Linked DNA regions of Homo sapiens: region 1 is linked to region 2. A link is a loop called in an ENCODE intact Hi-C map of the cell type or tissue named here. Cell type or tissue: PC-3. All regions are shown on one strand. Each heading gives the region's core, and the rest is flanking DNA. Links, peaks and the distances in the headings are about the cores only.

Region 1 (15,802 bases), core at 3,611-11,610, 160 kb before region 2:
TTAGCTCCCACAAACAACTGATAACATGCGAAGTTTGTATTTCTGCGTCTGGCTTACTTCACTTAACATAATGACCACCAGTTCCATTTATGTTGTCACAAATGACAGGATCTCATTCTTTTTTATGGCTGAATATTACTCCGTTTTGTGTATATACCACATTTTCTTTGTCCATTCATGTGTTGATGGACACTTAGGGTGCTTCCAAATCTCGGCTGTTGTGACTAGGTCTCCAATAAATATGGGAGTGCAGATATCTCTTTGATTTACTGATGTCCTTTTTGTGGATGTATACCTAGCAGTGGGATTGCCAGATCATATTGTAACTCTATTTTTAGTGGTTTTAGGACCCTCCAAACTGTTCTCCATAGTGGTGGTAATAATTTACATTCTGTCAACAGTGTATGAGGGTTCTCTAGTAAACAATTATTACTTTGTTTTTTGTGATGTAACCTCTAAAGACAAGTATAAAAGAAACACTGGAAAATACTGATTTTTAACGCTGTATGCTAGCTATTCTAACAACTATATGTTAATAACTTAATATATAACTGTTAGTATATATAATAACAGCTGTATTATAACTATTAGGTATCCATAAAAATATCATGCCTTTATGTACTTTAATATTAATATTGCTTTGAAACTGAATGCTGAGGTAGAATTTGTTTTTTCAGGTTTCTGTTTACTGTTAAGAGTTTTCTATATTTTCTTCCTTTTCCTTTTTTGGACTGTTGTTAATTTCCATATTGCTTTTTGAAAGGAGAAATAAGATATTGTTAAGGGGCCCAAAAATATACACTAACCACTGTTTTTTTCAAGAAAAAAAAGCCATTTTTTTCTCTTAGATAAATATTTTTTAGCTGGTTTTAATTTTAATGTGCATCATTGCTAGGTAGGCAAGAATGATCTTGAAAAAGAAAGCTTTTGTAATATTAAGCCAACAAAGACATTGCCTGCAGGATAAATGAATAGTTGAACATATTCACTGGTTACATGGTCAAGTTTTATCTTTAACTTATTTTAATATAAGATGGTTACTATGTTTCATATTAAGAGTGTACCCTTTTAACAGTACCTTATAAATAATTCTTAAGCCCAGGTAGGGTGAGTTAGAAGTATCTAGTTTTACAATTAGAAATATGAAATGAGAAATCAGTGCTCCTTTGTATGACTAAGCTCAAGCAGGATTTAAGGCAGGGAGGGGTCACCACTGATTGATCTTCAAATCTTACCATGTCTAAGACTGTTGCTGCTGCCATTTGTCTTTCTCTGGTTTTCTAGGATTCTTTGGCAAAATGTTAGCTCCTTTTCATCAATCTTCCCATCTGCAACTGATGATTTTCTCTAGCATTTCCCATAATCATCTCAAGATTGCAGAGAAATAGAAGAGATATTTCTACACTCATGTTTATAGCAGTGTTAGACACAATAACCAAAAGGTGGAAGCAACCCAAATGTCATCAGTAGATGAATGAATAAACAAAATGTGGTGTATAAATATAATTGAATATTCAGCTTTTAAAAGGAAAAACATTCTGACACATATACAACACGATGACCTTGAGGATGTTATGCTAAGTGAAATAAGCCAGTCACAAAAAGACTAATAATGTATGATTCCATTTATATGTGGTACCTAGACTGCTTAGCAGATTAAGGGATCTTCAGGATTTGGAGTATAAGACACACTCGGCCGGGCATGGTTGCTCACACCTGTAATCCCAGCACTTTGGGAGGCTGAGGTGGGCAGATCATAAGGTCAAGAGATCGAGACCATCTTGGCCAACATGGTGAAGCCCCATCTCTATTAAAAATATAAAAATTAGCTGGGCGTGGTTGGCACGCACCTGTAGTCCCAGCTACTCGGGAGGCTGAGACAGGAGAATTGCTTGAACCTGGGAGGCAGAGGTTGCAGTGAGCCGAGATCACGCCACTACTCCAGTCTGGCAACAGAGCGAGACTCCATCTCAAAAACAACAACAACAACAACAACAACAACAACAAAAAGAACACACTCACAATAGGATATAACTAAGTCATCTACTCCACATGTCCAAAACTGGGAACTTAGGATCTTTTTCTCACACATTTATCCTTGCTCCTTCCATCCCAAGTTAGAAATATGGATGTCAACCCATACTGCTTTTTTCCCCCCTCTGAATACTATTGGAGACCAAGCCCTGCTGATTTTATATTCTTTTTTTTTTTTTTTCTTTTGAGACGGAGTCTCTCTCTGTCACCCAGGCTGGATGGAGTGCAGTGGCGCAATCTCAGCTCACTGCAAGCTCCGCCTCCTGGGTTCATGCCATTCTCCTGCCTCAGCCTTCCGAGTAGCTGGGACTACAGGCGCCCGCCACCACGCCTGGCTAATTTTTTGTATTTTTAGTAGAGACGAGGTTTCACCGTGTTAACCAGGATGGACTCGATCTCCTGACCTCGTGATCCGCCCGCCTTGGCCTCCCAATGTGCTGGGATTACAGGCATGAGCCACCGCGCCCGGCCTATATTCTTCATTTTTAAAAAATCTGCCTTCTCTACATTACTGGTACAATTTATTCATTCAAGGAGTACTTAATTATATAGTATTCCAGATGGTGTCAGTTCTGTGAAAAAAGAAAAAGTAGGGTGGGATGGGAGTTTGGGAGTGTGGGAGGTGGGGAGAGAGTTGCAATTTTAAAAATGGTGGTAATGGTGGTCCAGGCTTGGTGCAGTGGTTCATGCCTGTAATCCCAGCACTTTGGGAGGCCGAGGTGGGAGGATCGCTTGAGCCCAGGAGCTCAAGTCCAGCCTGGGGAACAAAGTGAGACCCGGCCTCTACACAAAATTAAAAAATTAGCTGGGTGTAATGGTGTGCCCCTTTGGTCCCAGCTACGTGGGAGCCCGAGGCAGGAAGATTATTTGAGACCAGGAGGTCGAGGCTGCAGTGAGCCAAGATCATGACACTGCACTCCAGCCTGTGTTGACAGAGTGAGATTCTTTCTCAAAAAATAACAACAATAATAAATAAATAAATAAATAAATAAATAAATAAATAAATAAAAGATGTTCCATAACGGTGAAATCTCAGCAAAACCTGAAGGAAGTAAGCCATGAGAATATTTGGAAAAAAGGCTTGCCAGATAGAGAGAACAGTCAGTGCAAAGGCTGCAAGATGAGAGCATGCTTGGTGAGTTCAAGGAACTCCAAGGAAGCCAATAGATCTGAAGTGGAGAGAGCAGGAGGAAGAGCCATGGGAAATGAGGTCTTAGAGGTAACAATGGTCTGCTTATGTAGGGGTTTTGTGAGGCACTGAATGGATGGATGCATTGGGCAGAGAAGAGACACCTAATTTATATTTTTAAGAGATCACTGGCTGCTGGTTGATACTAGGTTGTATGAGCAAGGGATGAATTAGACAAGCTAGGAGGTTGTTGGAATATTTCAATCAAGAGAAGGTAGCTTAGACAGAGTGGTCAGTGACAGTGGAGGCAGTGAGCTGTGGATTCTAGAATTTGGAAGATAGAGCCAGCATGAGTTTCTAATAGATTAGATGTAGGATATAAGAGAAAGAGTTAAGATAAATCTACGTTTGTTTGTTTGTTTTTTCCTGTGTAAGTGCATTTTACATCAACTTAGATGGGAAGGAAGGCTGTGGGTAGAACAGGTTTAGAGGGGAAGAACAGGACTTGTTAACTTTGAGATGTATGTTAGGTATCTAAGTGGAGTTATTGAGTAGGAAGTCAGATATATGAGTTCAGAATTTCATTGGAAGTTAATTTGGGAGTTGTATGAAAATACATAGTATTTGAAACAAAAAACTAGATACAATCCCCAAGAGAATGAATAGACAGAGAAAAGGAACAAGAACTTAGCCCAGGGCATTTCAACATTAAGAAATATGGATTCAGGCAAAGTAGGGGAAAAGAGGGAACCAACAAAGGAGACTGAGAAGAAGCAACCAATGAGATAAGGGATGAAATCAAGAGTATAGTATTCTGGAAGCCAAGTGAATGAAGAGTATCAAGGAGGAGAGAGTGATGCATTATTGCCTTAGTTTAGGTCTTAGTCACAGTCACGTCCTAAATTATGACAGTTTACTTTGGTCTTTCGGCCTCTAGCTGCCTCCAACCCCTTCTCTATACCTCATCTTTTTCCTATTGTCTGTGATCAAAATGTTCTTTAAAATGAACACAGATGGTTTTCTTTCTATTTATGCTGTTTGTCATTTGTTGAGATGCTTTTACCTGTTTTTTGATATTTTGTCAAATATGGTAAATTTTTGGCCATTAATTTTTCACGTACTGTCCTGCCCTCTCAGCCTACCCATGGTACTGTATTTACATGTAAGTTCAACCAGTTAATACTGTTCCACAGATCAGCGAATCTTTGCTAATTTTATTTGTCTTTTTTCTTTCTGTGCCTCAGTGTGGATATTATTGTGTGCTTCAAGTTCATTATCTTTCTCGTGCCAAATCTGCTATTAATCCCATTATTAATAGTAATATGGAAATTGTGAATGTGATGCTGATGAATGCAGAACTCTATTGTCTTTCTGTAAAGAATGTTGAGCTTTCTTCTAGGAAGTAGTTTGAGTGAATTGTGGATCAGTACAACCCTTTTGACACTTGTTAGAGTTTGTCCAGAGTTGTTTTTACTCTAGGGCAGTGGCTCTCAAAGTGTGGTACCTGGACCAACAGTATCAATGTCACCTTGGAGTGATGCTTAGCAATCTGTGTTTTAATACATCTCTAAGTTATTGTGATGTACTCTTAACTTTTAACCTTTTACCCCTTTAGAAAATATAAGTGCAGCTTACTGCCAGTGCTTTTTTAACGTTACATAAACATGGGTCTTTGAGGCTGAAGCAAATCTGACTGATTTTCAATGTGGAAATAAAATATAAAAACTGTTCTTAGAGTTATTTTTAAACTGAACTAACATCAGAATCACCTGAATCATCAGAATCGTCTATTTCGGAAAAATTAGATTCAGCCAATAACTGTTTGAGAACTGTGTTAACATCATGTGTAGGAATGCTATGTTTTCTAGGATTTGACATTTTTGGTGATTGAGAATTACTACATTTTGTAAATGGATATATCACTACCAAAAACAGAATGGTACAAATAGAATGATGTATTTTGTTTCCAAAGTTGATATACTAGAGCAATGTGAAAGTAATAATTAAAATGAGATATTACATGGCAAAGTTATCTCAGGGTAAACGCTGCAGCCGCAAGTGCCACTGGTGAGTATTCTCTGGGCAGATGGGAAAAGGATCAAGAACCACTACTCTGGAGCTAGTTCAGCCTTACTACTAGGATGTAACCCTTCTGGAGTCTCTGTGCAGTGCTCTAGATATTCAATGAGGTCTCTCTCCTTTACCTTGTCAAAATGTCTCACAGTCTTATATGAGTACTGGGAATTATTTAGATTAACATTCATGGTACTTTGTTTGTTCTTATGGAATTTACTCTATGTATGTGCAGCTTAATTTTCAGTCATAGTCTCAAGGGGAACCCTGTGTAGATTTCCTGAGCTCTTCTCTGCATAGCTCTTCCTCTTTAGCACTCTGCCCTGAAGAGTCCATCTCTTTCCTCCTCTTTAAACTCTGAACTCTGTCACCCTAACTTAGTAAGACCTCTGTACTCTGCTTGGGGTTATCATTCCTTGTGGTGCATTCCAGAAAGTGCTTCCAGACAGACATCAGGGCGACCTTGTTCATTTTCCTTTTCTCAGGGATCACAGTCTTAACACTAACTTTTGTCTGAGGTGTGACAGTAACTTTTTTGTATATTTTTCCAGTTTTTTCAGTGTTTACAGTAGGACAGATCTGGTACTAGTTATTCTGTTATAGCTGGAAGTCCAGGTACTTATTTTTTATGGTCATGAGGCTACATAGAAGCTCATTATATGAGGAAAATAAATGCTGTACTAATTTCTTCACATGATTTCAGGCAGCACTAGAGTGCTATATGATACATATTAGGCACTGTGCTAGCATAGGAGGATTAAAACCCAAATGGGATAGTGCCTTTGTCTTCAAAGATCTCATGACCTACAAGAGTGGACTGGTATATAAACAACACATTCCAAGTCAGTTTGTGATAAAGGCAGCATGAAATTATATAAAGGCCATAGACTTTGAAATCAGATAGGCTTTGGTTAAATCCCAACTCCATGACTTACTATTGTATTATGCAACCTCTCACATCTTTAGTTTTCCAACTGCAGAATGGAGATAATAGTACGTTATAGGACTTCTGAGAAGGTTAAATTAAAATTCTTTTATAAAGCACTTGACTTGGCATATCATAGAGGTTCATTAAGTATTAGGTTTATTTCCCGTTAGAATACACATAGGATAGAGGAGCAGTTAATTTTTATTATTACTATAGAAATCTTCAGGGAGGAAATGATATTTAAATTGTGCCTTGAAGGTGGAGTAGGGTTTTGATATGTGTTAGATGGGTTCCAAGGACATTCTACTTTTAAGGAACTAAATGAGCAAGGGCTCAAAGGTGTAAAACGTGGGGAAGGCTGTAAATACACTTATGAATGTCAGCATAGTCCAGAACCTTAGGAAAAGCAATTTAGGTCTTAAAAACAAACAAACAAACAAAAAGACAACAAAAAACTAGTAGTAGGAATGTAAAAATGAAGAAAAAAAGAACAAACAGAAAGTCTAACCCCATAGTAAAAGTATACTTCCTTAGGCCATTCCTATTTATTGCCATGACTAATAAATTTGGGAATGCCTGTGGAAAATTCCTGTGGGCTGATCTTTTCTTAACCACTATTCAAGACTGCTTTACGTTGATAGTCTAAGCCGATCATTTCATTAATATTAAACTCCAGAGCTCATTCCCGAGTTTCCAAGAATTTGCTGAATTGCTTTTCTCTGTTATCTGCTTCTTTGGGTAACTTCCATATTTTTCTTTCTTGCCCTGTAAAAATTGATTTCCTAGGTTTTCCAAGTGATTGATAATGTGACAGTACTATAAAGACTTTTCTTAGACTCTGGTATGTTCGCATTTAGTACAAATACTGTCAAGGGTTTTATAAAGTGTATAACTAATATACTTTCTACATATCTTTTACTAGGGAATTCTAAACTTAAGTATTTTATTTCATTGAGGTTAAAATATGTCCTGTTAAGATTTTTTTTCTCTTTTAAATTATTAGTGTTTTGCATTGTTAAAAATCAGCTGGCTTCTTGGATTGAGTTTACTTCACTTTTCCAGTGGGTAACTTTTATCTGACCTTTAGGTCTGTAATTGTTTGGTTTGTTTTCTGAAGCTATGGAATGTTTTGGAAAAAATAAGCCTCATGGAGAAGGGCTATTATCCCTGAAAATGATGAGACCGGAAATGAGAAAAGCAAAAATCAGATATCACCCTTGACCATGTGGATTTCAGTTTTTAAAAAGTCTTTATCCTCTGTCTCTGAGAACCATTATTTGGAAGTCTGTTTCTCTGCCTCTCTGTGATAAGTTCTCACCAAAGATCCTCTTGTGTTTTTATTAGAATTACATCGAATTCATAAATTGGGGAGAATTTATGTATTTATAATATTGAATCTTTTCATTTATGAAAATGGTTTATTTCTCTATTTAGGTATTCTATAATATTATAGACTTTTGTCCTCAAAGATCTTACAAATCATAATTTGGTTAGATTTATTCATGGGTTTTTAATAGTTTTTAAAAAATGGGATCTGTTTTTATTATGTAATCCAATCAGTTCTTGGATCAGAAAATTGATTTTTATATTTAAAGTCCAGCAAAACTGCTTTGCATGCTTATTAAAATGGCTTGCAAACTATCGTATATTTTCTATGGAATCATATATGCAGTAGCAGTTTTTCTTCTATTCCAAACCTCATACTTCTTTATTCTTGAATAGAAGTGTCATAGTGGGATTTTTTCTTATTCCTGATTTCCGGAGACTCCAATATATCATTTTTCATTTTAGAAAGTTTATTTTTCTTGCTATATTGGTGGAAGCTTTTTTCTTAAGTGATGAATCAATGTAAAATTTTATACTTTTTTATTTTGGAAATTTCTAGTTTATTAGGGTCCTCTTTTAATGGACAAGGCAGTAGAGACTCAAAAAGGTAATGGAGTTTATTTATTTATTTATTTATTTGATTTTCAACTTTTAAGCTCAGGGGTGCATGTGCAGGATGTGCAGGTTTGTTGCATAGGCAAATGTATGCCATGGTGGTTTGCTGCATAGATCATCTCATTACCTAGGTATTAAGCCCAGCATCTGTTAGCTATTCTTCCTGATGCTCTCCCTCTTCCCATCCCCCACCATCCAAGGCCCCACTATGTATTGTTCCCCTCCATGTGTCCCTGTGTTCTCATCATCCAGCTCCTACTTACAAGCGAGAACATGTGGCGTTTGGTTTTCTGTTCCTACATTAGTTTGCCGAGGATAATGGCCTCCAGTTCCATCCGTGTCCCTGCAAAGGACATGGTCTCAATTTTTTTATGGCTGCATAGTATTCCATGGTGTATACGTACCACATTTTCTTAATCCAGTCTATCACTGATGGACATTTAGGTTGATTCCATGTCTTTGCTATTGTGTATAGTGGTGCAGTGATCATATGTATGTATGTATCTTTATAACAGAATGATTTATATTCCTTTGGGTATATAAGCAGTAATGGGATTGCTGGGTCAAATGGTATTTCTGCCTCTAGGTCTTTGAGGAATCGCCATACTGTGTTCTACAATGGCTGAACTAATTTACACTCCCACCAACAGTGTAAAAGTGTTCCTTTTTCTCTGCAACCTTGCCAGCATCTGTTGTTTTTTGACTTTTTAATAATAGTCATTCTGACTGATGTGAGCCATTGTGGTTTTGATTTGCATTTCTCCAATGATCAATGATGTGGAGCTTTTTGTTATATATTTGTTAGCTGCATGTATATCTTCTTTTGAGAAGTGTCTGTTCATGTCCTTTGCCTACTTTTTAATGTTTTTTTTTCCTTGTAAATTTGTTTAAGTTCCTTGTAGATGCTGGATGTTAGACCTTTGTCAGACAGATATATTGCAAAAATTTTCTGCCATTCTGTTAGAAACTATAATCAGCTTGATGATAGTTTCTTTTGCTGTGCAGAAGCTCTTCAATTAGATCTCATTTGTCAAGTTTTGCTTTTGTTGCAATTGCTTTTGGCATCTTCATCATGAAATCTTTGCCTGTGCCTATCTGCTGAATGGTATTGCCAAGATTTTCTTCTTGGGTTTTTATAGTCAGGGTTTTACATTTAAGTCTTTAATTAATCTCGAGTTGATTTTTGTATATGGTGTAAGGAAGGAGTCCAGTTTCAATTTTCTGCATGTGGCTAGCCAGTTCTCCCAGCACCACCTATTAAATAGGGACTCCTTTTCCCATTGCTTGTTTTTGTCAGATTTCTTGAAGATCAGATGGTTATAGGTGTGTGGTCTTATTCCTGGGTTCTCTATTCTGTTCCATTGGTCTATATGTCTGTTCTTGTACCAGTACCATGCTGTTTTAGTTACTGTTGCCTTATAATATAGTTTGAAGTCAGGTAGTGTGATGTCTCTAGCTTTGTTCTTTTTGCTTAGGATTGTCTTGGGTATTCAGGCTCTTTTTTGGTTCCATATGAATTTTTAAATAGTGTTTTCTAATTCTGTGAAGGATGTCAATGGTAGTTTAACGGGAACAGCATTGAATCTGTAAATTGCTTTGGACAGTATGGTCATTTACATGATATTGATTCTTCCTATCCATGAGCATGGGATATGTTTCCATTTGTTTGTGTCATCTGTGATTTCTTTGAGCAGTGCTTTATAGTTCTCCTTGAAGAGGTCCTTCACTTCCCTTGTTAGCCTGGGTATTTTATTTTCTTTGTAGCAATTGTGAATGGGAGTTCATTCATGATTTGGCTCTTGGATTGCCTGTTTGTGTATAGGAATACTAGCAATTTTTGCACATTGATTTTTATATCCTGAGACTTTGCTGAAGTTGCTTATCAGCGTAAGAAGCTTTTGGGTTGAGAGGATGGTGTTTTCTAGGTATAGGATCATGCCATTTGCAAACAAAGATAGTTTGACTTCCTCTCTTCCTATTCGAATATCCTTTATTTCTTTCTCTTGCCTGTTTCCCTGGCCAGAACTTCCAGTACTACATTGAATAGGAAAGGTGAGAGAGGGCATCCTTGTCTTGTGGCAGTTTTCAAGGGGAATGCTTCCAGCTTTTGCCCATTCAGTATGATATTGGCTGTGGGTTTGTCATACATGGCTTTTATTATTTTGAGGTATGTTTCTTCAATACCTAGTTTATTGAGAGTTTAAACATGAAAGGATGTTGAATTTTATTGAAGGCCTTTTCTGCATCTGTTGAGATAATCGTGGTTTTTTTCTAGTTCTATTTATGTGATGAATTACATTTATTGATTTGCATATGTTGAACCAACTTTGCATCCCACGGATGAAGCCTACTTGATTGTGGTGGATAAACTTTTTGATGTGCTGCTGGATTGAGTTTGCCAGTAAAATTTTGTAATTTTTAATATCTACTAAGATAAATCATATGGCTTTTTTATCCCATTAATGTGGTAGATTATGTTAATGGCTTTTGTAGTGTTAAATCATCCTTGCATTGCCAAATAAACTATACTTAGTTATTTAAAAAGAATATATTGCTGTAATCCCAGCACTTTGGGAGGCCGAGGTGGGCGGATCACAAGGTCTGGAGATCAAGACCATCCTGGCTGACACGGTGAAACCCTGTCTCTACTAAAAATACAAAAAGAAATTAGCCAGGTGTGGTGGCGGGTGCCTGTAGTCCCAGCTACTCGGGACGCTGAGGCAGGAGAACGGCGTGAACCCGGGAGGTGGAGGTTGCAGTGAGCTGAGATCGCGCCACTGCACTCCAGCCTGGGCAACACAGCAAGACTCCGTCTCAAAAAAAAAAAAAAAAAAAAAAAGAATATATTGGTGGATTTTTTTGTTACTATTTTGTTTAAGAATTCCTTGTAGTTTTTGTTTGTAGTACCGATTTTTCTTTCTAGATTATAGAAGAAGCTCAGCAGCTTTCTTCATTTTCTATTCTCTGGAAAAATTTTTATAACATAGGATTTTCTCATCATGAAGATATGGTAAAACTTATTTCCACATCCTCCATACTTGATGGAGTTTCTAAGTAGGAGGGCTTTTAAAAATAATTTATAAATTGAAATATAATGTATTTATGGGAAAATTGCACAAATGATAAATGTAGCTGTAGCTCAATGAATTTTCACAAACTGAACAATCTCATGTAACCAGAATCCAGATGAAGAAACAAAAAATTACCAATGTCCCAGAAGCCCCCACTGTGTGCCCTTTCAGCCACTGCCTTTTCTGAGGGTGACCACCTACTCCAGTTTCTAAACTGTGTATTTTAGGGGGGTTTGGTTCGTTTTTGAACTGTATACAGATGAAATTATACAGAATGCTTTTTTTTTGGTATATGGCCTTTTTCACTCTGTAGTGTATTTGTGAGATTCATCATGTTGTATTGTGTAGTTGTGGTTCATTCTGTTTGCTGTGCAGTATACTATTTTGTGATTATTCATACAATAGAACATATTACATATTTATGTATCCATTCTACCATTCTACTGTGTGTGTGTGTGTTTTTTTTTTTTTTTTTTTTTTTTTTTGAGACAGTGTCTCTCTCTGTTGCCCAGGCTGGAGTGCAATGGCAGATCTCAGCTCACTGCAACCTCCGCATCCCACGTTCAAACAATTCTCCTGCCTCAGGCTCCTGGGCAGCTGGGATTACAGGTGCATGCCACCACGCCCAGCTAATTTTTGTATTTTTAATTGAGGTGGGGTTTCACCATGTTAGTCAGGCTGATCTCGAACTCCTGACTTCATGATCTGCCTGCCTCGACCTCCCAAAGTGCTGGGATTACAGGCGTGAGCCACCATGCCTGGCCCATTCTACTGATAATGGAGTTTTGCATGCCTTCTAGTTTTAGCCTAGTGTAAATAGGGCTGCTATGGACATTTTGGTGGACTTATTTGCACATTTCTTTCAACCTAGGAGTTGAATTATTGGGTCATCAGTTATGCATGTATTTAGCTTAGTGATGTTGCCAAACAGTTAAGTTGTTGAACTAATTTATATTCTTACCAGCAGTGTTGGAGTACTGGTTGCTGCACATTCTTGTTGGGCTTCGTATTTAACTACTATATTTTAGCTACTCTAGTGGGTATATTGAATAACATGTAGTATGCTGTTAACTTGCCTTTCTTTGATGATTAAGCACATTAAACACTTTTTTCATATACTTATTGGTTATTTGTATAATTTTGGTGAAGTGATGTATTGCTTCTCGACATGCTATAAAGAAATACCTAATACTGGGTAATTTATAAAGAAAAGAAGTTTAACTGGCTTATGGTTCCATAGGCTGTACAGGAAGCATAACGGCTTCTGGGGAGGCCTCAAGAAACTTTGAATCATGGCAAAAGACAAAGGGGAAGCAGGTGCATCTTACATGGCAGGTGGAAGAGAGAGAGGAGGGATGTGCTCTACACTTTTAGCAGGAGGAAGAGAGAGAGGAAGGAGGTGATAACACTTTTAAACAACCAGGTGTCGTGAGAACTCTATGAGGAGAACAGCACCAAAGTGATGGTGCTAAACCATTTATGAAGGATCCACCTCCATGATTCAAACACCTTCCACCAGGCCCCACCTCCAACATTGGGGATTATACTTGAACGTAAGATTTGGGTGGGACACAGATCCAAACCATACCAAGTGCCTACTCAAGTTTTTGTCCATTTGAGTTGTCTGCCTTTTTCTTAATGACATGCAGAAGTTCTTTATATATTATAAATACCAATTCTTTGTTGATTTTATGTACTACAACTAGCTTCTCTATGGGTATATTTTTATTAGTTACTCAGTTTTTAAATAGTTATCCAAACTTTCTATTTCCTTTTGAGATCTTTTTAATAACATTTTTCCAGAAAGTTGTTGATTTATCTTAATTTTTAAACCTACTGATAAAAAGTTGTTTAATCTATTTTTGGTATCCTTTCAATTATTCTAGAAAATTATTAGTTGCTATCGCTTTAAATATTGCATATACAAGTATATATGAGGATGTGTGTGTATTTTTAATATAACTGGTAGCATACTTTACATACTGTTTTGTACCTTATTTTCTTCACTTAATATTTCTTGGAAATCCTTGCATTTCATTATATAAGGAGTGCATCATTTAAAAAATACTTTCATAGTATTTAATAATATTATGTGATAATATATTTACCCAATTTTTTATTGATAGGAATTTGAATTACTGCTAGTCTTTTGCTGTACCAAGCAAAGCTGAAATTAGGATAAATACATAAAGTGGAATTTCTGGTCTTATAAACTCCTGGGCTGATGATAGAGTATTAACTTTTATGTTTATGTTCCATTTTTAATGTTTTAAGTCTTTTAGAAATTGAGATATAAATGACATGCAATAAAATTCACCATTTTAAAGTGTACAGTTCAGTGGTTTTTACTTTATTCATGGAGTTGTGCGATCACTACCAGTATATAACTCCAGAACATTTTCATCATCCCAGAAAAAACCCTTAGTAGTCACTCCAGATTCCTGCTTTCCCCCAGCTCCTGGCACCCTCTAATCTATTAGTTTTCTGTCACTGTGTATTCGTCTATTCTGGACCTTTCATATAAATATAGCTATACAAATGTGATCTTTTGTGCTTGGTTTCTTTTACTTAGTATAATGTTTTCAAGGCTCATCTATATTACAACATGTATTTATGCTTATTTTCTTTTATGTATGGTCAAATAATATTTCAGTGTATGGATATACCACATTTTATTTGATGGTTATTTGACTCAGTTTTACTTTTTGTCTATTATCAATAGTGCTGCTATGAATACTTGTATCTACGTTTTGTTTGGACATGTGCTTTTAATTCTCTTGACTCTATATCTGGGAGTAGAATTGCTGGGTTCTATAGTAATCCTATGTTTAACTATTTGAGGAACTGCCGAACTGTTTTTCTCAGTAGCTGCACCATTAGCACTGTGTGAGGTTCCAATTTCTTCACACTTTTATCAACGCTTTTTATTTTCCTTACAAATTAAAAAAAAAATTATACCTGCTATTCTAACGAGTATGAAGTGGTATATCATGGTTTTGATTTTCATTTTCCTAATGTCTAATGATGTTGAGCAGATTTTCATGTGCTGATTGGATATTTACATCTCTTCTTTGGCAAACTGTCTTTTCAGAGCCTTTGCCTCTTGTTTAATTGGGTAATTTGTCTTTTTATTGTTGAGTTGTAAGAGTTCTTTATAGAGATACTTATATTATGTGTGTTGATAAAGGGCAAATATCTCCATATGAAGTGTTCCTTTATGTTAATGAGAGTAAAAATGCTAACTTCCAAATAGAAAAATGGCCAAATAATACAAAAAGGAATTCACAGGGAAGAAAAACAAGTAGCTAATAGTAAAAAAATAAAGAAAAAGCAAATTACATTACTGAAATAAATGCAAATTGGAATGATGACTTTTTTGCGTATTATATTTTTAAAAATATGATTTTTTTTGTGGGTGAGTATGGGGTGAAACTCTCAGGTAACATAGGAAATGTAAATTGATTACCTTTGTAGAGGATATTTGGCAACATTATAAAATTATATAGAATATGTCTATATAATTTGAATCAGTAGTTTTACTTCTTGGAATTTTTTCTGAGAAAATAATCATTATTTTGCATATAGATTACATACAGTGATACTCATGCCAGTATCATCTTTAATGGCATAAATTTATAATCAGCAAGAGGATGGTTAATTACATATAGTACAATATTTTACCATTGTTAAAATTTATATTTTAAAATATAGACAAATTGATCTTCATATAATGTTAATGTTAAGTGAAAAGTAGTAAGATACAAAGCTGTGTAAAATGTATGATAACAATTCATAAAAAGCAACATTCACCCACACAAAAACCTCCACCACCACACACACACAGAAATAAGAGTGAAAATAAACATTCCATCATATTGACAGTGATTACCTTCGGGCGGTGTAATTAAGGTTGATATTTATTTTCTCCTTTATGTAGTTCTGAATTTCCCAGATTTTTAAGATTAAATATGTATTGCTCTCTAACTAGGGAAAGAAGTAAAATAATTATAAATAAGATAGATTAAATGGATTATTATGGTGCAGTGAGACCTTTTCCCATTGGCCCTGGGATTTTCTTCCTTTGGTTTATGAGTTTAAAGTGTTGACAGTTGTGAACTAGTTTGCTAAGTGATAGGAAGCAGTGTTGAAATGAAATACTTTAAATCCTGAAGATTTATGAGGAAGAAAATACTTGGGCAAATAGTGTCAATGAGTCCTGATACGTATTGCTAACTTGTCACTAGTTCACTTTACATCTGTGTAGTGATAACTTTGTTTTTTCCTCCCTCATTGATTATAGTCTCTCATCCCACCATTTGCCAAGGCCGTGTAAATAGTTTGCTGTCGTAGAGATACGCAGCAGGCCCATTTGAGTAGTTCTCTTTCACTCTGATCTCCTTAGAAACCTATCACTTTTACCTTTAAATGATACATTTTTAAAAAACTATTGTTGTTGTTGAATGGGATTTCCCTAAATAAGAAGAGCCATCTCCCTAGTTTCAGGATTGTGGCTTCTTTAATTGTAATGGAGTTTTAATATTATATCTACGGTGGAAATCAGAGTCAATTCAATCTTATTTTGCATCCCCTGTATGCTATCATACTGATTAGGGGTGTAACAAAGAA
Region 2 (15,802 bases), core at 5,142-13,141:
CAGTAAGCCCCAAGTCCCAGTCAGCCATGTGGTCAAAGGGTAAACAATCAGTACTGTGCAGTGTACTCTTCAATAAATTGTATGAGTTATTTGGCACTTTATTATAACATAGGCTTTGCATTAGATGATTTTGTCCAACTGTAGGCTAATGGAAGTGTTCTGAGCATGTTTAAGATAGGCTAAGCCAAGTAAGATATGATGTTCTGTAGGTTAGGTATATTACATTTATTTTTGACTTATGAGTTTTCAATTTACAAAGAACTTATTGAGTCATAACCCCACTGTAAGTTGAGGAGGATCTGCAGGTGTGTAGTGGTATCTGTGTTACTTCTTTGAAGAAGTGTCTGTTCAGATCTTTTACTCATTTTTAAAATCAGATTGTTTGTTTTCTTATTGCTGTTTTAAGAGTCCTGTGGATGCAAGTCCTTTATCAGATAGGTGTTTTGTAAAAATTTTCTCCCAATATTTGGTTTGTCTATTCATTATCTTAACAGTGTCTTTGTCAGAGCAGAAGCTTTTAATTTTAATGAAGCCTAACATCAATTTTTTTTTCATGGATTGTGCTTTAAGTGTTATATTCAAACTCATTGCCAAGCCCAAGATCACCTAGATTTTTTTCTATGTTATCGTCTGGAATTTTTATAGTTTGCATTGTATATTTACTTCTATGATCCACTTTGAGTTAATCTTTCTGAAAGGTGTAAGGTCAGTGTTTAGACTGATGTGAATGACTATTTGGTCCAGCATCGTTTGTTGAAAAGACTATCCTTCTGCATTGAATTGACTTTGCTTCTTTGTCAAGGTTCATTTAACTATATTTATGTGAGTCTGTTTCTGGGCTCTATTTTGTTCTATTTATCTAGTTATCTATATTTTCACCAATATCACATTGTCTTGATTACTGTAGCTTTGTGAATGTATGCATGTATTCATTTAAGAGATGAGGTCCCACTATGTGGCTCAGGATGGAGTGCAGTGGCTATTCATGGGCTTGATCCCACTTCTGATCAGCATGGGAGTTTTGGAGTGCTCCAGTTCCAATCTAGGCCAGTTTATTCCTCTTTAGGCAACCTGGTTGGTTCCCTGCTTTCAGCATATTGATGCTGAACTAAATGTGGACATCCAATTGGCATAGCACACAACAGCCCAGAACTCCTGTACTCAAGCAGTCTTTCTGCTTTAGCCTCCCAATAGCTGGGACTACAAGTGCATGCCACCATGCCTGTCAGATTACTGTAGCTTTATAGTAAGTCTTGAAGTTGAAGACTTTTTTTTTTTTTGAGACAGAGTTTCACTCTTGTTATCCATGCTGGAGTGCAATGGTGCAATCTCAGCTCACTGCAACCTCCACCTCCCAGGTTCAAGCAATTCTCCTGCCTCAGCCTCCCAAGTAGTTGGGATTACAGGTATGCGCCACCACGCCCAGCTAATTTTGTATTTTTAACAAGAGACAGGGTTTCACCATGTTGGTCAGGCTAGTCTCAAACTCCTGACTCAGGTGATCCACCCACCTTGGCCTCACAAAGTGTTGGGATTACTGGCATCAGCCACCGTGCCCAGCCTGAAGACTTTTATTTCTCCAACTTTGTTTTTCTTTGTCAGTATTATGTTGGCTATTAGTTTGTTTCCTTTCTAGATAAACTTTAGAATTTGTCCATATCCATAAAGTAACTTGTTTGGATTTTGATTGAGATTGCACCAAATTTATGGATTAAGTTGGGAAGAACTGACTTCTTAACAATATTGAGTCTTCTTATCCATGAACATAGAATATTTCTCCACTTATTTAGATCTTCTTTGATTTCTTTCATGAAAGTTTTATAATTTTCTTACATAGGTCTTGTACATATTTTGTTTGGTTTATACCTAAGTATTTCCCTTTTGTTGATGCTAGTCTAAATGGTATTGTGTTTTTAATTTCAAATTCCAATTGCTCATTGCTAGTATATAACTAAGCAATTGACTTATGTACATTAACCTTATATCTTATTTGTTTTTGGATTTGTGTTTTTATGATTCCATTTACCTCTACTATTGTTCTATTAGCTGTAACTCCTTGTGTAGTTATTTTAGTGATGGCCATAGGATTTGACAGTATATATCTTTAACTTATCACAGTCTATCTTGAAGTGATATTATACCACTTTACATACAGTATAAGAACCTTACGATAGTCTTAAAGTAGTTGTCATACATTTTACTTACACATAAATATACTTTAGTTATAAATCCCACACTGAGTTTTATTTTAGTCAATTATCTGTAAAATATATTTTGATAATAAGAAAATAAATTTAATAAATATATATTACCCAGTGGTTACCATTTCCTGTGATCTTTCCTTTGTATAGACTGATTTACTGAATGAGATTTACCTGAAGAATTTTCTCTATCAGGTCTTGTGGTGTAGGTCTCCTTGTGATGAATTATTTTAGCTTTTGTTTATCTGAGAGGTCTTTATTTTACCTTTGTTTTTGAAAGATATCTTTGTTGGGTATAGAATTCTAGATTGATAGATTTTTTTCTTTTAGCTTTTTGTAGTTATTGCTTTATTGTATTTTGACTTTTATTGTTTCTGACTAGAAACTGTGCTTATCCTTATCTTTGTTCCTCTGCATATATATATAATTTTTTTAATCTTGTTGTTTTTGAGATTTTCTTTTCTCTTCGATTTTGAGAAATTGATTGTGATGTGCCTTTGTGTCCTTTTCTTTGCTTTTTATGCTTGGGGTTTTCTTGAGCTTTTTTTGATATGTTTGTTTAGCATTTTCATCAAATTTGGAAAAATCTTGGCCACTATGTTTTCAAATATTTTTCTTCTCTCTCTACCTTCTCATCTTTGGGGTCTCTTACTACACATATATAAAGCTAACTGAAATTGTCCCACAGCTCACTAATGTCCCACAGCTCCATTCATTTTTCTTGGTTTTTTGTGTGTGTGTGTGTGTGTTTCAGTTTGCATAGTTTCTATTGTTATGCCTTCAAGTTCTCTAATCATCTCTTTTGCAATGTTTAATCTACCATTAATTCTATCCAGTGTATTTGTCACCTCAGACATTGTAGTGTTTACCACTAGAAATTTGATTTGGGTATTTTTAGTATTTCTATTGACTTTTCAAACATGGACTATAGTTATAAAGACTTTTTTTTTTTTTTTTTTTTTTTTTTTTTTTTTTTTTGAGATGGAGTTTCACTCTTGTTGCCCAGGCTGGAGTGCAATGGCATGATCTTGGCTCACCACAACCTCCGCCTCCTGGGTTCAAGTGATTCTCCTGCCCCAGCCTCCTGAGTAGCTGGGATTACAGGCATGCGCCACCATGCCTGGCTAATTTTTTGTATTTTTACTAGAGACGGGGTTTCTCCATTTGGTCAGGCTGGTTTCGAACTCCAGACCTCAGGTGATCTGCCCACCTTGGCCTCCCAAAGTGCTGGGATTGCAGGCGTGAACCACCATGCCCAGCCATAAAGACTATTTTAATGTTCTCGTGTTATGTAGCTTTGAAATGATTCCAGACACATAATTTGCTGCATGAATGATAAAAGTTTTGCTGTGGTAAGAACACAGAGTGTAATCTTCCTCCCCATGGAAATGTTATATCACACCTTATCAGACCACATATATGAACTCATATATGTCCTCAACTACTGGACTCTAAAACACATATAAACCCAAGATTTTGACAGATACGTTGAGAATGTAGGCTGTGGCAGGGCTACTCTCTGTTAGCCTTTGAGTTATTCTTTTGAGCCTGGCCAGCCAACATCAGCACCACTTGCTAGTGTTGAGGGACTTTTCATGTTGTTGTGGATCCCCATTGTGTTGGTCAAATCATCACTCCCTAGAATCTCTTGTAAAAAGATACGCCTCAGATGTTGTTTTTTGTTTGTTTTTGCTTTTTTAACTTAACAAATTGGTAATTGTTTTAACTTTTTTATTAGGTTCAGGGGTACATGTGCAGTTTTGTTATATAGGGAAATTCGTATCACAGGGTTGGTTGTACAGATTATTTCATTACCTAGGTACTAAGCTTAGTACCCAATCTTTTTTTTTTTTTTAGCTCCTCCCTCCTCCCACTCTCTTCCTTCAAGTAGGCTCCAGTGTCTGTTGTTCTCCTCTTTGTGTCCATCAGTTTTCATCATTTAGCTCCTACTGATAAGTGAGAACATGTGATTTGATTTTCTTTTTCTGTGTTAGTTCACTAAGGATAATGGCCTCCAGCTCCATCCATGGTCCCACAAAAGACATGATTTCATTCCTTTTTATGGCTGTGTAGTATTCCATAGTGTATATATATCACATTTTCTTTTTCCAGTCTGCCATTTATGGGCATTTAGGTTGATTCCATGTCCTTGCTATTATGAATAGTGCTGCAATGAACATACATGTGCTATGTCTTTATGGTAGAATGATTTATATTCCTTTGGGTATATACCCAGTAGTAGTATTGCTGGGTCAATATCTTTAAGTGTTACTGTGCCACTTTACGTATAGTATAAGAACCTTAACAATAGTCTTACAGTACTTGTCATACATTTAAATATACATTAGTTATAAATCCCACACTCGATTTTGTTTTAGTCAATTATCTGTAAAATATATTTTGATAATAAGAAATAAATATAATAAATAAATTTGAATTATCCAGTGGTTATCCTTTCCAGTGATCTTTCCTTTGTACACATTGATTTACTGAATGGTAGTGCTATTTTTAGCTCTTTGAGGAATTTTCACACTGCTTTCCACAATGGTTGAACTAATTTGCATTCCCACCAGCAGTGTATAAGTGTTTCCTGTTCTCCTCAACCTCTCTAGCATCTGTTAGTTTTTGACTTTATAATAATAGCCATTCTGACTTGTGTGAGATATTATCTCATTGTGGTTTTGATTTGCATTTCTCTAATGATCAGTGATATTGAGCTTTTTTCATATGCTCGTTGGCCATATATATGTCTTTTTTTGAAAAGTGTCTATTCATGTCCTTTTTAATGGGGTTGTTTTTTTCTTGTAAATTCATTTACATTTCTTATATATGCCGGATATTAGACATTTGTCAGATGCATAGTTTTATGCCTCAAACTTTGACTAGACTTTGTATTCATGGCGGCCTACTTCCACCCTAATTGGGCAAATAGACTTTAATAATTAGACTCTAAATGAAATGGAAACTCACACACTATGAGGTTAGTGTATCTCATTTATTGAGTGTATTCCCTAAGAGATTTGTTCTCATTATTCTCCACCTGTTTAAGCATTGTGGGGGAGAAAAGAATCTCTTTGTCAATAAGCCATGTGATTCATGAGTCGTATTTTAATCGTCTTCTTATTTTAACTATACAAAGCACCTTGTCTGCTAACTCTAGTATCTGTGTCAGTTCTGAGTTAATTTCAATTGGTTGATTTTTCTCCTCACTGTGAGTTGTATTTTCTTGCTTGTTTTGCATGCCTGGTTATCTTTGATTAGATACCAGACATTGTGAATTTCACCTTTTTGGGTGCAAGATATTTGTATTCCTATAAATTTTAAACTTTGTTTTGGGATGCAGTTAAGTTACTTGGAAACACATCCTTTTGGATCTTGCTTTCAGGATTTGTTTTGGCAGAACTATTTAATTTAAAGCTAATCATTCCCCACCATCAAGGCAAGACCCGTCTGAGTATTCTATCCAATGCTTCATGCATTATGAAGTTTTCCATTCTTATTCGTAAAAATAGGCATTATTCTTGGTCCTGTATGAGTGCCAGGCACTCTACCCTCTACTCCTCTCAGAGCATTCTTTCTCTAGCCTCAGGCAGTTTCCTTACATGCATGCACTAATCAGTACTCTGATGAATATTTGAGGGAGACTCTCTAAGATCTCTTCTGTGAACTTTAGCTGTCTTCTTTTCTCTGAATTTTCAGCTCCTTCTCCTCACTTCAGGGAGCCTGTTGGATTCCACCTGTGTTCCCTCTTCATGCAACACAACCTAGAAATTCTCTTAAGGTAATGGCCTGAGGAAATTGTAGAACTTTCCTTTTTTTTTTTTTTCCCTCATCTCTTACCAGATGTCCAGTGTCTTGAAAAGACATTGTTCTGTTTGTTTTGTTTCTTGAAAAGTATTGTTGGTTGTTTTAGGTGGTAGGGTAAATCTGGTCCCTGTTACTTAATCTTTGTCAAAAGCAAAAGTGCTCAGAGATCTTCCTTTAAGTTTTCATTGGTAGTTCTAGAAATGACCAATCACAAAACAGGGAATCTCTAACTGAAAGATCCATGACATTTCATTATAGAGAGTTAGGAAAGAGAATTAATCTGAGAATTACCATTATCTAGTCTTCCTCCCACTCATATTCTTCATAAACATTTGCATAACACAATTTTTTGTACCATTGTTGACCATATCAATGGGTAGATTACTGAATTTTGGGGGGAAAGACATGTACAAGCTACTAGAATGGTAAGTTTTGTTGAACATGTTATATAAAAGGAAATTACGCAAGGGGAGCTGGGTTGGTATCATAGTATAGTATTATATTTCTTTTTTTTTTTTTTGAGGTGGAGTCTCGCTCTATTGCCCAGGCTGGAGTGCAGTGGCGTGATCTCAGCTCACTGCAAGCTCCGCCTCCCGGGTTCACGCCATTCTCCTGCCTCAGCCTCCCAAGTAGCTGGGACTACAGGTGCCCGCCACCATGCCCAGCTAATTTTTTGTATTTTTTAGTAGAGACGGGGTTTCACCATGTTGGCCAGGATGGTCTCGATCTCTTGATCTCATGATCCACCCGCCTCGGCCTCCCAAAGTGCTGAGATTACAGGCATGAGCCACCGCGCCCGGCCTATATTTCTTTATAGAGGTAAAATAGGTGTGAGATTTTTGTTTTTACTTATTTTGCTTTGTTATTTGGGCTTCACTGGGGAACCAAGTGATTTTTGGCAAGAGAAGAAGCACAAAAAATACAGAAAAGCCTCTTCTTATGGTTCCTATAATGGCAACCAAGTCAATAAATGGTTGCAAAATTCAACTAGATTGCGATAGGGTAGTTACTGCTACTGCTTTATCCTTTTATAAATAGTCAGTTTGAAAAGTAGAAAAGTTCATGGGTAAAGAGCAGTAGCTAGAATGCAAATGTGAATCCAGGATGCAATATACAAAGGTTTTTGCAGTTTTCAGCAAGTGTGAAGAATTTCTGATTGATGAGGCCCTCAGAGCAGAAAGAGACCCTCCTCTGTCTATGTGTAAGATTAGTAACACATAGAGACGTGGTGTTCATCTGCCCAGTTTATGTGGCTAATTAGCATTTAGAGTTTCTTCAATAGAAGCTAGTGAAGTAAGAACTAGATAATATCTTGGAAGATCTTTTTGTTTCTTCTGTCTTGCACTTTGAAGAGGGGCTCAGACTGTTGAATTGGAATAGAACAATTAAACAGACTGTAAAATGAAGTCCTGACATGCTGGTTGCTTTGCCTGCTCTGTCAGAGCAGCACTGGTTCCAGGGAGAGAGAATACTAGTTTTGTTTATTTGTTTGTTTCCAGACAATTTGCTATGTCATCACTTTTTTTGTGTGTGCATGCGCCAAGTGTTTGAGGTTGATAATGTTGACAGAGTCCTTGCAGAATGGAAGTTCATCTCCACAGGGAAAGGCTTTGTATTTCAAGTTTTAAAATTCCAAAATATTTTGCTATAACATTGTTATTCCTAGTTTTTTATGCCTTTTTGTGTGGAAGGTTGGTTTCTCCTTTATCTACTTACCAGCTTTTAGGGGAATCCCTTTTTAAGTCAAGAAAGCACCTTAGAAAATTTCTCTCTCTCTCTCTCTCTCTCTCTCTCTCTCTCTCTCTCTGCCTTTATGAAACTGACAGTAGCATATCTTGCTATTCTTGGGTCTTAGTTTGGAATTAAGCTGTGCATGCAGTATGCCCAGAAGGCTCAGTTTTTAAAAAATTTCTATGTTTATTCGTATTTAACTTCATTCTAATGGGGTCATGTACACTGTGATATTTATTCATGAAATATTTAGGAAAAGATAAAATGTTTGAACTATAATGAATTATGATTTTATTATCCTTTTATTAATGATAATACACCCAATGCTATTCTTGAAAGTTTGAAAATGGAAACCTTGGTAAATTTTTTTTCTTTTGGCAGAATTTTGAACTTTTTTACATAAAAGTGTAAACCTTTGTTTGGTATTATGGGTCACCTGGTTCCATAGCATCTCTTTGATTTAAAGAGGATATCATCCATTTAAAAAGGACTCACAGCCAGGCATGGTGCCTCATGCCTATAATCCTAGCATTTTGGGAGGCTGAAGTAGGCAGATGCTTGAGCTCAGGAGTTCGAGACCAGCCTGGGCAACATGGTGAAACGCTGTCTCTACAAAAAATACAAAAATTAGCCAGGTGTGGTGGCATGCACCTGTGGTCCAAGCTACCTGGGAGACTGAGGTGGGAAGACTGCTTGAGCCTGGGTGGTTGAGTCAGCAGTGAACCATGATTACACCACTGCACTCCAGCCTAGTTGACAGAGCAAGAGCCTATCTCAAAAACAAAATAAGCAAAAGGGACTTACTTTGGGGATTTGGAGAACTAGAAAATATTATTATTCATATTAACTTACACCCATAAAAGAGTGCTATTAAAAGTTCACTTAATACAAGGGCTTCTTTTTCTTTGCTTTGGATTTAAACAGGTTTTCTATAAGCTAATCAACAGAGATTTGATTAACATACTTAAGCATGTTATATGAAAGGGATGGCATTGTGAAAGATGGGGATACTATATAGAAGTAATAAAATAAAAGGTATGGAATTAGGTAGTGTAAGAATTTCAGAACTAAAATAGTCTGAGAAGTCATTTGGAACATGGATTTCTTTTGACAGAAAACTTCTGTCCTGCAGTATATCAGCCTTGTCCAGCAGAGCTGGTTAGTGCAGATAGAAGAACCTAGGTTGCTTAACTACCAGTTCACTGTCCTTTCTATTATATTGTAATTCTGTTTTCTGTCTTATTTCAGAAGCAGCAATCCAGATGAGCTCTACATCCTGAATAAAAACAATAATAATGGCAATAACAAACTATTATTTTTTTAAGAAATATGACTTAAACCTATTTGTTTTTATTTATTTGGTTTGTTTGTTTATTTATATGTAGTTTGTCAGAAAACCATAGGAGTCAGGCATTGGGTAGCTCGTGGCCATTAGTATTATTTTCAAAGTCAGAAATCATTGGAGAAGAATCCCCTTCTAATATAAATTTTTAAACTATTCATCTGAGTGTTTAGGAAGCTGTGATCTCTGCTGTGATAATCCTAGAAGACATTGCTCAAGCCACAGCTGGCTATTATTGAGACTATGGAAAGAGAAAGAGCTTTTGCCCTGATTTATCCCATAAAATGAATAATAGGCCACATTCAGGGAGACCTAGCTTGTGGCAGACTATTCTCACCACACCCTTCACACAGCCTTTTTTTTTCTTCTCCCATCCCAAGCCACCATCCCAACCTGCCTTGACTAAACTCAATGAACAGGAACCATTGTATGAATCGGAAGGAAAATGTCTTAAATATATGAAGTTATAATGAGTTGGTAAGTGCTGTAAAAATACTCTGTAACTTAGTTGGAAGTTGCATCATCCATGCCTGTGGCACTATGGACTGGACCCAAATGGTATAATTCTTCAGTGTAACACTGAAGTAATTTTTGCATCTGCCAAGTAAATGGTTTAGATTTCAAACCTATGAAATGCCGAACTGTAATTGTTCAATTCTAGTGAACCACAGATGTGTTTAATTTCCTTCCTTTACTTTTTGCTGTCTTCTTTAGGTAAGCTGAACCAACTAAAGAGTGGCCTTATGTGAATCTACAAAGTGAACTTTAACGTCAGTCAGTTAATATACTTTAACACCTAAATGTTGTATAACACTGCTCTATATAGCACTTTTAAATGTATAAAATTTTTGATAGAGGATAAGTCCATTTCATTTAGGGAAAACAGTTGTTTCAACCACATGTATTATAATAGGAGTAAAAGTGGCATATCGTAATGAAAGAACACGGGAAGTCAGAAAACCTGGATTTATTTTTGCCTCTCCTGTCGATTCTTCATTTGATCCGGCCTGAATAATTTCCTTTTCCTTTAATTTCTATATCTGCTGAAGGTGAATAATAATACTTTCATTGGCCACATAGAGGTGCTGGGAGAATGAAAGATAAATTCTCCCAAAGCACTTTGAACTGCCTAGAAGAAAGACTTATTTAAACAAAAGTTGATTCTGTTTTCTATCTTTTTATTTCTTACAAGCAGACACCAAAGTAAGTGTTAGAAGAGCCTCAAAGATTTGGTTATTTTTTTTTTGCAACTTTTATTGTAGGTGAGAAGGTTAATATAATTGCCTTCATTGTATAAACAGGGAAACTAATGCTCCCAAAAGGTTTGTTTTGGGGCTTAAAATGAGTAGCCCTTTATGAGAATAGGGGAAATTGATGGGGGTGTAGATGTAATAACATCAGCCATGAGTTGACAATTATTAAAGCTGGTAATGGGTGTGTCTGTTTAGGGGGGTTATCATGAATACTATCATGTCTACCTTGTCTTTGAAATTTTGTATTAAAAAGTTAAAATTTAAAAAATTGATTAAAAAAATAGCTCATTTTCATTTGCAAGGTTCTTTTAAAAATGCTATTGAGGCTGGTCACGGTGGCTCACGCCTGTAATCCCAGCACTTTGGGAGGCTGCGGTGGGCGGATCATGAGGTCAGGAGTTCGAGACAAGCCTGACCAACATGGTGAAACCCTGTCTCTACTAAAAATACAAAAATTAGCCAGCCACGATGGCGTGTGCCTGTAATCCCAGCTACTCGGGAGGCTGAGGCAGAAGAATCACTTGAACCTGGGAGGTGGAGGTTGCAGTGAGCTGAGATCGCACCACTGTGCTCCAGCCTGGGTGACAGAGCAAAACTCCATCTCAAAAAAAAAAAAAAAAGACAAAGTATATGCTTGGACCCTGAACACAGACATTTTAGTTTTTCATACTCAGTTTTTACATTCTATTTCCAATGCTTTCTAACCATTTACTACTTTTAACATATTATGCCATTTCTTTAGCGTTAATATATTACACTTTTTTCTTACTCCCGTTCCAGATGTTTGTCATGTGCTTTGTTGTCAATTTTAGATTTTCATTTTCCTATTTTTGGGAATTATAAGCAGTCACTTATTAACCCAATTACTTTATGCTTCAATGGGCTTGTCATTGGGTAGCCATGTGAATTATTTCAATTTTTAGAGACACAGATCAACCTGCTACCCTATACCCACAACAGAAAACTGCCGACTTCCCCATTGTAGGAACTTACAATCAAACGGCATTTGAAACATGTGAGAACACTCCTATTATTAAAAAAAAAAATCACCCTCAACCTGGGTTATTTTCACTGACAGACTTCATGGTTAAAGCTTGCTATTTCATGAGCTCCCAGATGACGCAAATGCTGGGAAATGTAACATACTCACTGTGATTTGTTTTTAGACATCAAAAGAAATCCATTTTACAAAGGAATCATATAACTTTAGAGCTAAGAAAGATCTTAATAATCATCTGGTATAGATCTTTCCATTTATTTATGCCAGAACCTAAAATTAGAAAGGCCAGGTAATTTGCTCAGTGTTACATACCTTAGTATGGCAGAGCTGGAACTTGAACCTGAGTTCCCTAGCTTTCAATTCAGAGTTCTTAATAGGTTGCCACTCAAGTGCAGTCAGGTCTTTGATGCTATTTGTGAACACCAAATATGTCTCTGCTTCTTACAACTTAGAAATCTTACTCTGTTTTGCAATGCCCTGCCAAGTCATATTGGAGCCTGAGGCAAAATGAAAGACCAATGACACTGATCCTGTCTTTATTTAAAATTCTGATATTTTCTTCACTATGGATTTGTGGGATTAATTTTGATTTTTTAAAATATTGCATTAAATATTATATCTTGACTACTGAGTTTTTTAGTAGCTCCTAAAATTTTGCATTTGAAGTGGGTGCCTTGCTTGATTCACCCTAGTCCCAATCCTATTATTTTTGCTTTAATCTACTAAATCCCTTTTTCAGCCTTCTGGCAATAAAATAAAATCAACCTATGGAACCTTTATAAGCAAACCCATACTATTGGCCACTTACAAACAATGGTGGCAAACAAACCAGAATCTGCAAGTGCTTTTCATTGGCTTGATTGTTGGTAACATTGCATGGTAATTACATAGTCATTTTTGGCTCCATGAATTGAAACTCTCTTGGAATGTCTAGCAGTTTATTGAAAAGAGCTCAAAGCCAAGACGTGAGTTCTTTTGTTTGATCCTTCACAGTATTGTGTTTTAGGCTCTTATATCGTTGTGTTTGTTTTGATTTCTATAAATTGGGACTCAAGGGAAGGAAGCTCTTTATAGGCCTATTATTTTCATTTTACTTGGTCCTCTCAACACCTGTTTGAGATAGGCACTTTATAGGCTAAAACCAACTCACACTGACTTAAGTTAAAAGAGAATTCACTAGCTAACACAATTGAAAAATCTAAGGAGTAGATCTGACTTCAGGTATTACACATCATTTTGTCAGGGCTTTCTCTCTCGTGTTTTCTACTGGGTTGGCTTTATTATTATTCAGGTTTTTCCTGTGTAGTAGCACCAGGTGTATACTCTACTAGCTTAGCAACCTTAGTAGAAAGGGAATGAATCTTTCCTGATTGCTTGAGCCAGAGTCTCAGAATTGAGTATAATTGGCCCAGCATAGGTCACATGCACATCCCTGCACTAGGCATTAAGGCCTGGCGAATGCAATTAAATCACTGGCTGAACCTGGTTCATGTGTTCAACCCTGGGTCAGGGACTGGATTGAGAGTAGAAGAGATCTGTTTCCTCTAAAGGAAGAGACGACTTTTTAAGTCTTTTCCCCCCAAAAGGGATTCTGGACAGGGAAAGACAAATGTCAACTAAAATGTTACTATTCTCACTTCATTTATGAGGAAGTTGAGGATTAATTAAGTGAATTTTCACGAGGCTGCATAGCTAATGAGTGATAGGATCTTAACTTTGACCCAAATCTGCCTAAATCTAAAGCCCATCTCTTTTCTCCACACCTTGTATCCCTAGAACATCATGCTTCTTCCTCCTTCTCCTTAATGTGAAACCATGATGGTTGCCATCACTTTACAGCAGTATTCTTCAAAAAGGAGGGATTTTGCCCCCAGAGGAAATTTGGTAATTTCTGGAGACATTTTTTTATTGTCACAACTGTGCACAGAGGTGAGTGTGGTGCTACTGTATAGAGGCTAGGATGCCTATACCTCCTGTAGTGCACAGAACAATTCCTCACAACAAAGAATTACCCAGCCTAAAATGTCAGTAGTGGTAAGGTTAAGAAACCCTGCTTTTTAGGTTCAATTTCTCGGCTGTTACTATTAACATCAGTTTTGAGAGAAATAAGTAATAGAGAGCAGGATTGAAATAATTCATACATGTAGGTATAATTAAGTTGTCTCTTAATTCAGGGAAACTTCCTTTAATTTCCATAGAAGCTAACTTTAGAATATTGAATTATCTTGGTTAGTGAGTAAATTGCAATAGAACGTAAATTCCTTTTTAAAATATTTGTTTTATGCAAGTTTAAGCTAACTTCCCAGACATAATTTTTCATTCTAAAATAAGTCCTATAATTTTTTTCTTAAAATAGAAATCTAGGGATATTTTAAATTGAATACTGAATGCTTTTAAAGGAAATATATAAGTTTATCTCAAAAGCCTTTTAATATTTCATATAGAAGTTTCTATACCAGGGGAAATAATTATTTTTTAAAATCCGAGCTGCCGGGCGTAGTGGCTCACGCCAGTAATACTAGCACTTTGGGAGGCGGAGGCAGGCGAATCATGAGGTCAGGAGATCGAGACCATCCTAGCTAACACGGTGAAACCCCGTCTTGACTAAAAATACAAAAAATTAGCCGGGTGTGGTGGCGGGCGCCTGTAGTCCCAGCTACTCGGGAGGCTGAGGCAGGAGAATGGTGTGAACCCAGGAGGCAGAGGTTGCAGTGAGCCAAGATTGTGCCACTGCACTCCAGCCTGGATGACAGAGCGAGAATCCGTCTCAAAAAACAAAACAAAACAAAACAAACAAACAAACAAAACTGAGCCAAAGCATTTCTAAAACTTTGGATGATAATAAGGGATTTAATGTACTAAAAAGCATACAGAAATTTTCTTCCTGTAAGCATGTGCTTTGTGAAAGAATAATGAAAGCAGAAGAATGCGTTAAATGTATTATAGCTGCAGTTATTGGGTTTGACACTTCAGAGAAATCAACCTTCTTGTTAAATGACATGAAAATAGTTTATACTGTCTGACTCCTTGAGACTTGCAAGTCGTTTCTGAATTGTGCATATCTGAATGAATCCAGGGAAAGCTGTGCTTCTGTAGTCAAACCACAGATAATATTCTAGTAGAAGAGCTGAATGAGTAGAGTGATACTACAGATGGATTTCATATAAGAAATCTTTTACAATCCAGCAAGTCAAATTTATTGTTGGAGTCGGAAGATTTGAGGCTTAGCATTTTCTCGTTTTGCCAGTTTTATACAAATAATTCTTCTTGTTTTCCAAATTCTCATGACTGTATGCAGCATGGAATTACAAGTCCATTCCTTTCTCTGGTTCTTTTTAACCTTATCAGACCCAACCCAGATCAATGAACATTCCTCTGATTTCAACTGAATAATTCTGACTTGCTTTGATATCTCACATGGATGACTTTCTTCCCATCTCTCCTATCCCCCGATGGTCCTTCAGCTCATGCCTGTCGTGCCCATTTTTTTGGCCTCACTTCTTTACCTAATCTCAGGAATACTCATTGCTTTTTCTATTTCTTCTATTTTTCTTTGGCCTCTCTTTCCGCTCCCATATTAAATTTCCTCCTTGGCTATAACGCCTGCCTTCTTCTGTTTCCCAAGTCCTATTTACTGGCTCTGTATCCTTAGACTCACTTGTTTCTTAATTCATATCCTCATCTACTAAGGTGCCTAATGGCCACCCACCTAGCATATTTTAGTAAGGCATGTGTGTACAGACAGGTCACCTATTCATTGTTAATAGAATTCAATTTGCAGTTTCCCTGGAAATAAGGCAGTTTCTGATCTTCAAATCACCCAAGTTCTTACTCGTTAGAATGCAAGTTCCTTTGTCACATTAGGAAGGACAGTAATATTTATTTATGAAAAAGTTGAAAAAATACTGTAATAAATGGTGCTGGGTTAATTAATATATTATTAATATGGTCCTATTTTTCTTGAGAAGAAATGTTCTTGAAGATTTGAAATTTCTTATCTGTTTACAAACATTTTCCTGGTGCCATCAGCAGTTTATTCCTCTTTACTGCTTTGTGATAGGGCTTGGTATTCCCAATTTTACAGAGCAGAGATGACAGGTCACTTGACTAAACAAGTGACTTATTTAGAATTTCACAGGAAAGTAATTACAGAGCCCTTAAATTTCCTGTCTCTTACTTCTATGATATAAAACAATTTACTTTGCATTCCTTATTTATATAAATGCCTTAGAGCATTTCCTTTCCTTTAATAAAATCATGAAGACTATCACCTGGTAATGAAATTGTTAGGATGGAAGAGAAATGAACTAGGCACAGTGTACGTGAATTTGATTATTGCCTTTTCAACTGTCTAATAATGGGAGCTGTGGGCTCATAGGCTCTCCTTTTGAATTGTGAAAACTATACTTATTTTATACTACATTGGTGAAGTTCCCTGAAGTCCTTAAAAAACAAACAAGATTTAAAG

The links. Peaks named below come from ENCODE experiments on the same cell type or tissue, not always from the same donor. Only the 100,000 strongest peaks of a DNase experiment are listed, where the experiment ranks them.
Region 1: it touches region 2 in a loop (2.0-fold over the local background); 2 of 110 quality-filtered maps call a loop at or near these places.

The regions. Positions count from the first base shown.
Region 1 is chr14:67,993,412-68,009,213 of GRCh38, forward strand. All of the region lies in intron 7 of RAD51B (RAD51 paralog B), which reads left to right. Among named protein-coding and RNA genes, the nearest start is that of RAD51B, 180 kb to the left of the region's middle. In PC-3, for the core only: no CTCF peak of the experiment used is centred there; a DNase peak (open chromatin) is centred at 6,760; H3K4me3 peaks cover 1,048 bases; H3K27ac peaks cover 1,421 bases.
Region 2 is chr14:68,148,682-68,164,483 of GRCh38, forward strand. All of the region lies in intron 7 of RAD51B (RAD51 paralog B), which reads left to right. The region is part of intron 2 of LOC105370546 (a long non-coding RNA gene); the gene reads right to left. It also overlaps the pseudogene RN7SL706P. Among named protein-coding and RNA genes, the nearest start is that of RAD51B, 340 kb to the left of the region's middle. In PC-3, for the core only: no CTCF peak of the experiment used is centred there; no DNase peak of the experiment used is centred there; H3K27ac peaks cover 1,836 bases.